Regions from separate parts of the Homo sapiens genome. Here region 1 is linked to region 2. The links are chromatin loops, found by intact Hi-C in ENCODE. Cell type or tissue: Calu3. All regions are shown on one strand. Region 1 overlaps CUBN (cubilin). Region 2 overlaps CUBN (cubilin).

Region 1 (5,000 bases), 150 kb after region 2:
CATGGCAAACCCCATCTCTACTAAAAATACAAAAATTAGCCGGGTGTGGTGAGGTGTGCCTGTAATCCCAGCTACTCGGGAGGGTGAGGCAGGAGAATCGCTTGAACCCAGGAGGTGGAGGTTGCAGTGAGCTGAGATCATGCCACTGTACTCCAGCCTGGGTGACAGGGAGAGACTCTGTCTCAAAACAACAACAACAAAACAAAACAAAACCAGCTACTATTATTACATTATCTTTGTGGCTCCATTTCTAAGAACATCCCTGGAGCGCAGATGAACCTGAGGTCTGGCTAATTGCCTACCAATGCACCCAGCACAGTGCTTTGCTCATAGTAGGCATCCTACAAAAAAAAAAATGTGTGGAATATATGATGACTATCTCATAAAACAAAAGATGCCCTCGGATTCAAACACAGGCAGTCTTTGACTAACGGAGCCCATGTTTTCCATGACTCAACATATGGCATCCCTGGAGATTCAGTTGCTGCAGGGCATAATGGAGCTGGATACCTCTGTTTAGGTCAAGGCCGCAAGATACTCTAATGACACACCCAGGCAAGAGCTACTAGACTGTGGTGGAGATGCAAAGAGGTCAAATAATTTCCCCATGTGTACAAACATCTGGTTAGTATGAAAGGTGGGACTAGAGTATCTCTTTTGATCTCAAATCTGGTCAGTTGGTGGTCACTGCAATGCAGTGTCTAACTTACAAATTCTATGGCTAACCTTGCCCCAAAGTCTGACTCTAGCACAGTTTTGGACAAGCCTCCCCCTTTTGACGTGGAATTGTGATAGCAGTGAGATCGTCGAGCAGAACCAGGACACAAAACTGGATTTGAACACCTCCTAAGAATTGTCTTCTTACTCATCAATAGTGAAAGAAAATTGGTTCTGGCACCTCGCCAACCTGGCATGCAGAGCCTGGCTTGTGGCCCTGAGAATGTACCTGTTGGACAGGCCCCACAGTAGAAAGAGCCTTGAGTGTTGAAACACTGCACAAGTGTGGAGCAAGGCCCGGGCTGGAAGCTGCACTCGTCTCTGTCCAGCGTGCAGGCAGGGCTGTTGGGTGAAAACATCCACCCAGCATCACAGACGCAGCTGTACTTGGGCTGGCAGGATGACAACAGCGTGAATAAAGACAATCATGAAAATCAGCAAGAAAAGCCTTTGAACATTTCATCAAGCCCCTAACTGTTTATCCTCTAACGTTCATTTCCATAAGGCCAATCCACTGGCTTCTCTTTTTCTTCCCATATGATTAAGCATTTAGACCAGACCATGCAAAAAGGGAAACATCTTTATTTCAGAGTAAAAGCAAGCTATAATTTCTCCCAAAGATGCCAGGGAAAGAGTAACAACAATCAAGAACTGTAAGTCAATATAATTAAAGTCAATCAACTCAGCCTGCTATGTTTTTAGAGGGAAAAACACCCATGTAGGCACAGACCTTGGAAAATCAATTCCGTTTGTTTTTCTTTGGAAAGTTCTTCCTCCTACCCACCTCCTCAACCCTTCCATCCCCATCATTGGACGGGAATTATTTTCCATCACATGGGTAGAAAAAATACAACTAAAAATAAAGAATTGAAGTTCTCATGAAGAGCCAAGCCAGCCAAGACTGGACAACCTTGAGGGTCAGGAGTCAAAGTCATCAGGACGCAGGGCATGGAGGGTCGTTCTGGGGAGTGGGCTCTTAGAGTCTGCAGCAGTTCCAGAGACCCAGGCCGGGAAAAGTCAGACTCCTTGAAACCACATGTTGCCAACAAGACTGGTCCTTTTATATTCCTGTGTTTTGTCACTGTTAAAATAAAACTTACAAGGCCAAGAGAAGGTCTTATCTCAGAGAGAGTCATGACGGGATAATAAAAATGGTCCCATTTCGGCCGGGCACGGTGGCTCATGCCTGTAATCGCAGCGCTTTGCGGGGCTGAGGCGGGTGGATCACCTGAGGTCAGGAGTTCGAGATCATCCTGGCCAACATGGCAAAACCCCGTCTCTACTAAAAATACCAAAATTAGCCAGGCATGTTGGCATGCTCCTGTAATCCCAGCTACTCAGGAGGCTGAGTCACGAGAATTGCTTGAACCTGGGAGGTGAAGGTTGCAGTGAGCTGAGATCGTGCCACTGCACTCCAGCCTGGGTGACAGAGTGAGGCTCCATCTCAAAAAAAAAAAAAAAAAAAAATCCTATTTTACATAATGACATCTTAATCTCTGGGTCCTACTTCCTGCATAGTTCATCTCCCCTCCTCGCCTATGTCCTACTTACAGACAGGAAGTGACTTCACCTCTGTAAGCTCCAGGTAGTGCTTGTATGCAGTGGGCATAGGAGGAGGAGGAGCTACTAACCATGGCTCTCTGCAAGGAGGCACATTTGGGGAAGGGACCCACCTCTCCAGCTTGCTCTCGCATTAAATCCTCACAGATGCCATGGACACAGCGTGCCACAGAACCCCCTTCACAGTCGTCATATTTGGATGCACACTGGGGTCCGTACGTCTCAGGTGGGCAGTGACAACTGTTGGTTACACAAGAGCACAATGTCAGGGCACGCGCTTTGGGGCCAGTGCCTGTCTCTTAATATCAATGAGAAAAATAATTCAAATTACAAATCAACGATGTTAACTTGGAATCGTCAGCCAGCAATGCAAATTTACTGACTGGAGTCTCGGGAGAAAATCACTCTGCTGTGCTCCAAGTGGTGGATTGAGTAAATACAATGTTGGTGAATCACAACTTATTATCTGGTAAGCCTAGCACTATAAATTCTTGTGTTATCAGGTCATCAAACAGCATTTTCAAAGGTCAGATGTGTATAAGCCAAAGGTAATGGAGTTAGTTCAAGAAGGTAAAGGGAGAGATCAGCAAATCCATTCATCATCTGTCCAATTGGACCTGCCATGAAGCACAGGCAACGTGGGCTACACTGATAACTCTGAATGCTCTCTAGGATTATATAACCCCACACGCAATCCAGTGTCCACACCTCACAGTCTATGATCATTATTATTATCTTACAAAGGGCAATATGTCTTCTATCCATAAAAAGCGTAGTTATATAATATAATACAGTGGCATTTCTTTCATAGCCACACTTGAATTTCCAACAAAATGTGGTAATTATTACACTATGCGTAAGCTAGCAGTGGGTGCTTTGTTACTAGAAGATTTAAGTCCAATGATAATCAAATAAGCAATGTTGTTTTAAGCCCTTGTCATTGTTAAAGCTGCTTTAGCCTTATCTCTGCAGCTTAATGGGAACTTCTATGATCTGAGCATGGGAGCTAGGGGAGGAGGAGGGTAGAGGAGTCCCAGAAGCCTAAGCCTATCCCCACATGCCAGGGCACATCTGATGGAGAGGTAGGGCCAGGCCCAGAGGTTGCCGATTGCCGGACTTGAGCAGAATTGGCAAGAAAAGCTCTCATGGGGGAAATGACTGTTGGTGCCAGGGGTCAGAGACAAGGAACAGGGCGTGCCTGCGTGGCCAGGCCTCCCTCCCATGCCATTCTACAAAGGAAAAGAGCTATTTTAACAAGACACAGTGAGGTACAAGGAGCTTAGTAATGTTCATGGATGACAATGTATGAACGACATTGTGGGAAATTAGCATTTGACTGTTTGAAAGGCATCAAGAACCAACCTCCAGGCACAGGATTCGGCTTGCCTGTGGTGGGCCCCAGAACCAATTGCTGGGGTGGCAGCTTTTTGGCAGTTTCTAAGGAAGAGGAGAGCAATGAGTGTGGCCAGAAATGGAGAATAAGAATGCAGGGAGCACCATCCATGCATTCAAGTCGGGAGGCCAGACTTAGCAAATAAAAATACAGCATGCCCAAATAAATGTGAGTTTCCAATAAATGAATATTTTTTGGTATAAATATGTTCCATGCAATTTACGACATCAGTATATATTTACATAAAAGCTGATTCATTAATATATGACATTTCTGAGCATTCCAAAGTTGCCTTTGGAACGGCTCACTAAGATAAAGTCATAGGAAAATAACAATAAATGATTAAAATTAAAGAGAAATTGAATTATCCATCCCCCCCATAGACATTTATATTCCCCGCATCTCTCTCTACTTTCCTTCTCATATTGTTTTCTTTCCTCTTTGTCCTCCCATCTTTACATAGAATATTTGTATAGAGAATTTAATTAGACTCTTGAGGATTATGGAACTTTAAAACAGTTCATACACATATTTGAGCATTTGATCCAGGAGACTTCATTACTAAAAGTTTACTTTGCCACCTGTCCCAACACCTCCCAACAATGTTTAAGAATCTTTTTTATTTTTGTTTTTGTTTTTTTTGAGATGGAGTCTCACTCTGTCACCCAGGCTGGACTGCAGTGGCATGATCTCAGCTCACTGCAACCTCCGCCTCCCAGGTTCAAGCAATTCTCCTGCTTCAGCCTCCCGAGTAGCTGGGACTACAGGTGCGTGCCACCACACCCGGCTAATTTTTTATTTCTTTTTTTAGTAGAGATGGGTTTTCACCATGTGGTGAAACCAATTGATTAGTTACTGATTTAGCAGAAGTCTCTTTTCTAGAGGTAGAGGCTGGTCTCGAACTCTTGACCTCAGGTGATCTGCCCACCTCGGCCTCCCAAAGTCCTGGGATTACAGGCGTGAGCCACCGCACCCTGCTGAAGAATCTTTAAACCAACTGTTACTAGCTTTCTATTTTCTATGTCTGGGAGATCTGAGTGTTTGGAAACCCCTGGGATAAGATTGCCTAGGTTTAAATTTTGGTCCTTCCTGTTAACTGTTTACCCAGACAATGTACTAACTCCCTCTGCCTCAATTTCTTATGAAATAATAGTGGTAATCTCTGTGAATTATGGTCATATTGCAGTCTACAGGCATTCCCCTGTAGCAAGTGCTAAGAAGATTGTCTTTATTTTATCACTAAGTGCTTAACTATTGCAAAATGACATAAGATTTGAGAGGAGATTCTGGTTCATGGACCTGCAGTTAAATCCTTTCTCTTTATCTCTCT
Region 2 (5,000 bases):
AAAAACAGAATAATGAGTGAATAGAGCAAGTTGAAGAAGGATATGTAGCGTGTGACATGATGTACATAAAGTCTTAAAATATGCAAAATAATATTTCATAGTGTGTATGGATATATGCATATAATGAAAAAACTATAAAAACCTTCATGGGAATCACAAACCAGAAATCTCATTAGCAGTTTCCTCTGGGACGGGGAACAGGGCATGGGATCAATGATAGGAGCATGTGGGACTTCACCTGTGTCTTGAACAGTTCATTTCTGTTTGGGAGAAAACAAAAGAACTTGAAGCAAATGTGGCAAAATATGAAGATTTGGCCAGTCTGGACAGGGAGAAGTTTTTGTATGTTATATACTTTGTATGCATTATATAGTCGGTATTTCTCTACATACTTAAAATATTTCATAGTAGAGTGTTCAATAAAGAAAAGAAAAGCTATATAAAGGAAATAATAGGAAATGTACTAAGATTCACATATAAAGATACTCCTCATAGCATTGTTATAACAAGAAAAGAAAAAACCCATTAATAATCCAAATGGTTAATAATAAAGCGTGGCTAACTGAATTACAGCACGTCCATTTCATTGACTAGCCAAAGAAACTATTTAAGAAAATTTCAAATAATATGAAGTGAAAAAGGCAAGATACAAAATTATATATAATATTATCTTAACTATGCATGTTTGTGTGTACATGAGTGCGTGTATATATTTGTATGTGTGTGTTTGTGAGGGAAATAAACCAAAATTTCAATAGCTTGTATCTATATTGTAATACTAAGGATGGCAATAATTTCTTATTTCTTCTTTTCTGTATTCTACAAATTTAATATGAGGAGCATGTAAGGTTTAAAAATAAAATCTATATTAAAAGTTCTTTAGTGTTTCATCACTCGGACGCATAAGTGATTACATACAGACATGAAAGGGCACTATTCATATAACAGCACTGCAGCACCCAAGCCAGATGGCTACTAACGCCAGTTAATCTAGCCTCTTGCTGCCGCCAGGAATGTATCAAGTTTAATGGACGTGGCTTCTGTTTTAAGATCTCCAAAGCATCTGTTCATTGCCTAATATCTACAACTGTGCCCCAGTCCTCTCCCCTAAGCCCTAGGCTTGTATAGACAACTGTATCGTAGACATCATCTCTTCCATGTTCCACAAACCCCGAAAATCAGTGTCTCAAACTGAAGCCCTCTTCCTGTCCCTCTCATTTCTCCCTTACCTACATTTCTTGCCACAGTAAATGCCGGAAGCATGTACCCAACGGCCAGACCGTTTGGGGAACCGCCCCCATCCCTGCTACATGTAGTGGATCAGCATGTTCTAACATCTGTTTGTCCGATGTATCGCTTGGCTCCTTCCCTCTACTTCATCCATGTCCCTCTCTGGTGTCTTGGTGTGGGGCCTCATTACATCTTGCCTAGGCCACTACAACACCCTGAAATTTCCCCTGCCTTCCATTTGTGTCTTCCTTCCATTCAGTCTCAAAACAACTCAGTGCACAGCGTGCGCTTTCTAAAATGTAACATCACATACTAAAGTAAAGCTGAGCATACATTTTTAAATTGCACGAAATAAAGACCAGTAATCACGCATGCTTTGCCTAAGCACTAAAGACCACGTGATTGACGTGGACGTGATGCAGAGCACTTCAGCGGCTGCCCCTCTCTGCTGTAATCAAAACCCTGGGGTGATTAAATGGCTCGTGACCACCTGACTGAAATGTCAGTCATCGTTTGCACCCCTCATGACTGAGGGGGAAATGAATTGTAGCTTCCTCAGTAATATCTGTATTTTTATTTCTAAAAAAAAAAAAAAAACAGGAATATATTCCCTGAGATTGTTGGAAAGTAGGAAGTGAGGAATTTTTTTCTACTGGATTTTTTATCTTGTTTACTAAGTTTCATCTTGCTCAGGGAGAAAATTTTTTTAAAAGATTCCTTAAGATCTTTAACATAGCGTTAATAGTAATAGAAGCAGGAGTCATTGTAATAGAAAAATTAGGAATAGCAGCAAATACTTATCTGAACCAGACACTGATAGGTACTTAAATACATTTGTTTACATTTGATTCTTACAGTTCCACTTTGCAGCAGGGAAAACTGAGCTCTGAAAACATACATGACTTGCCCAATCACACGCTTAGCAGTGCAGAGCCAATATACAAACCCCATCTGTCTGACGTCCGACCAAGTATGATTAAACCTAGAGAAAAGGTGAAATCAAGTTGTATTCATTCAGTTAGAATGTTGAGAGACCATGATTCTGTGAAGCTAAGTGAGATATTCACGGTCTCCAAGAAAGAAAACCACAGCAGCTCTGGAAATAGGGTGGGAGTCCCCCATCCTTTGCATCTGAACCTGCAATCAAGCATCCTCAGTAGCATTTGAGAAAGTCTTATATTGGGCTCCCGTGGCTTTCCAAGTGGTTGGCATCTGTCCTGCATTCCATTCCAGTGAACGTGCATGGGATTCCCAGCATGGCTCACTTAGCAGAATGGGTAACAAAGAGCACAGTGTCTGGGGTCAATACATAAACCCAGAACTTCTATCGTTGCCACATAAACTTGATTCTATTCCTGGATTCAGATATAAAGCTCCTCCTTGTCCTTCTCTGGTCCAACCGCCATTCTCTGGTCTAGTGTGGCCTCCTTCTCACCTGGACCCTTATGCTTTACTACATTTTTTTTTTTCTGAGACAGAGTCTCGCTCTGTCGCCCAGAATGGAGTGCAGTGGTGCAATCTCGGCTCACTGTAGCCTCTGTCTCCCAGGTTCAAGCAATTCTCATGTCTCAGCCTCCAAAGTAGCTGGGATTACAGGCATGCACCAGTACACCCAGCTACATTTCGTATTTTTAGTAGAGACAGGGTCTCACCATGTTGGCCAGGCTGGTCTTGAACTCTTGACCTCAAATGATCCACCCACCTTGGCCTTTCAAAGTGCTGGGATTACAGGCATGAGCCACTGTGCCAGTCCCGCTTTGCTACATTTTTAACTCCAGATGGTAACACAGGTCTCCTGCCCTGGATTGCCTTTGATCTTAGCAGGGTGCAAAAATGTGGTGAAGAATAAGACATTTAGGGCACAGGAGAGATAATTCACATGGAGGTGCAAAGTGATTTTGAGGATCGAGAGTCCATGAGGTATTTTCACATGTTATAATATGGCGGTATACCTGCTAATGGAATTGCCACTTTGGAATACGAACTTCTCCAAAATAGAGGAAACATTAAGTGATAGGGAGGGAAATCCCTCAGGAAATTATACAAGCTGTTACAGTCATAAATGTGAATGCGGAAGGAAATGAAAATATTACTCATTATAGCATCTCTTCTTGGGGCTGAGGAAGGAGGAAGCATCAGTTTCCTTTGTCAGTGATTTTTTTCCAGTTACGCTCCTTGGAAATTCAATACTAAGTTCAATTCACAACCCCACATCTCATATCACGATGCGTTCACCCCTATTTCTTTGTTCTACACTCTCCCACTCAGTCTTCACATCTTACAAGAGACTATAAACTCTAAAAACTTGCAGTTGTTGCGAGCACTGACTCAAAGATTCCTGGAAATGTTGACATGAGAAGAAATCTAAGATGCTCGTTTTACTTTCACAAATAAACATTTAAGGAGAGTCTGAGCTGAAATGGAAACCAAGCCAAACCAAACCCGTGTCCACAGATTGAGAGCTGTGGCTTCAACTCAACTCTTCCTTCATCTTGCAGATTCAAAGCACTGGCTCAGCATTTGGTTGTTAATAAGACACCCGCACCAGGAAGCAAAGTAGCTAAGCATGTTAATACAAATGCAAGTCACAAGATAAACGTTTGAAAAAGATCATCCTCAAGTATCAGATGGAAACAAAAATTCCTGTGGTGGGGCGTAAAGGAGGGAGGGAAGAAAGAGAGAGTGAGAGAGAGATACAGGGAGGAGAGAGAGAAAGAGACAAAAAGGGAGAGGGAGAGAGAGGAACAAAGAAAGGGAAAGATAAGAAGAGAAGGAGGGAGAAAGAGAGAGAAGGAGAGACGGAGAGAGAAAGAAGGAGAGACAGAGGGAGAGAGAGAGAAGGAGAGACAGAGGGAGAGAGAGAGAAGGAGAGACAGGGAGAGAGAGAGAAGGAGAGACAGAGGGAGAGAGAGGGGGAAAGAGGAAGAGAGGGAGAGAGAGCAAGAGGAAGAGGGAAAGAAAGAGGGACAGAAAGACAGGGAGAGAGAGAGAGGAAAAGAGAGAGAGAGGAAAAGAGAGGGAGAGAGGAAGAGGAGGGGAGAGAGAGAGACTGGTTTCTGTCATGGATTTGTTTGTAAAACAGTAAATATTTAAAGAAGACTTGTTTCCATCATCTCTTTGAAACCCAGAGTTCTATTATTCCTGTGTCTGTTTGCTCTGCTTTGGAAACCATCAGTGTTTTAAAAGGAAACACATCATGGGTGGTGTATTACAAAAATACAACAAAAGAGGATGCTGCGTTAGGTATCTGCCCTGTTCCACCCTGCATTTTATTGTCGAATAATGGAACAACAACAGACATTGCAGCTTTGGGTGGGAGCACAGGGAATTTTTTTTTTTTCCGGATCACATCAGACACTTTTCTTTCTTTCTCCTAGATAGCCACAAAAAGCTTCAGAAGTTACTAATCATATTGCTTTTGCTTTTGCTTTTTGGTACCAGGCTCTGTTAGCCCTCGTTTGTGTTTTCCTCCAAATGAGAGGCAGGACCTGGACCATGGTCGGCTTGCTTTGAGCTGCTCCTTGCTGATTCTCACAAAGCAGACATTCCAATGATCTGAGCAAAGAGGATGCTGGAAGCAGAGGTCAGGAATCTCCAGGGGCCAGCTGGTGCTGCTGAACGGACTTTCCTCTTCCTGCTCTCACACTGAGCTACAAGCAGCCTTTCTAGGAGATCAATAAGAGCTTGCAGAGCTACATGAATCGAAGACTTAGAAGAAAGGCTCTAATTAAGCAATTTAACTGTCAGTCAGAGGTCACTTTAATACTCAG

The links. A loop is a pair of places that touch in the nucleus more often than their neighbours do. Peaks named below come from ENCODE experiments on the same cell type or tissue, not always from the same donor. Only the 100,000 strongest peaks of a DNase experiment are listed, where the experiment ranks them.
Region 1: a loop joins it to region 2, with 3 times the contacts of the local background. A loop is called at or near these places in 2 of 110 quality-filtered maps.

What each region holds. Positions count from the first base shown.
Region 1 is chr10:17,113,081-17,118,080 of GRCh38, forward strand. It overlaps CUBN (cubilin), which reads right to left. Exons shown (of 67, transcript NM_001081.4): 7 at 2,391-2,517; 8 at 947-1,109. Among named protein-coding and RNA genes, the nearest start is that of CUBN, 14 kb to the right of the region's middle. RefSeq lists an enhancer at 2,088-3,287. In Calu3, no CTCF peak of the experiment used is centred here; DNase peaks (open chromatin) are centred at 2,321 and 2,681.
Region 2 is chr10:16,963,766-16,968,765 of GRCh38, forward strand. All of the region lies in intron 31 of CUBN (cubilin), which reads right to left. Among named protein-coding and RNA genes, the nearest start is that of RSU1, 150 kb to the left of the region's middle. RefSeq lists an enhancer at 4,625-5,000. In Calu3, no CTCF peak of the experiment used is centred here; DNase peaks (open chromatin) are centred at 2,476 and 4,786.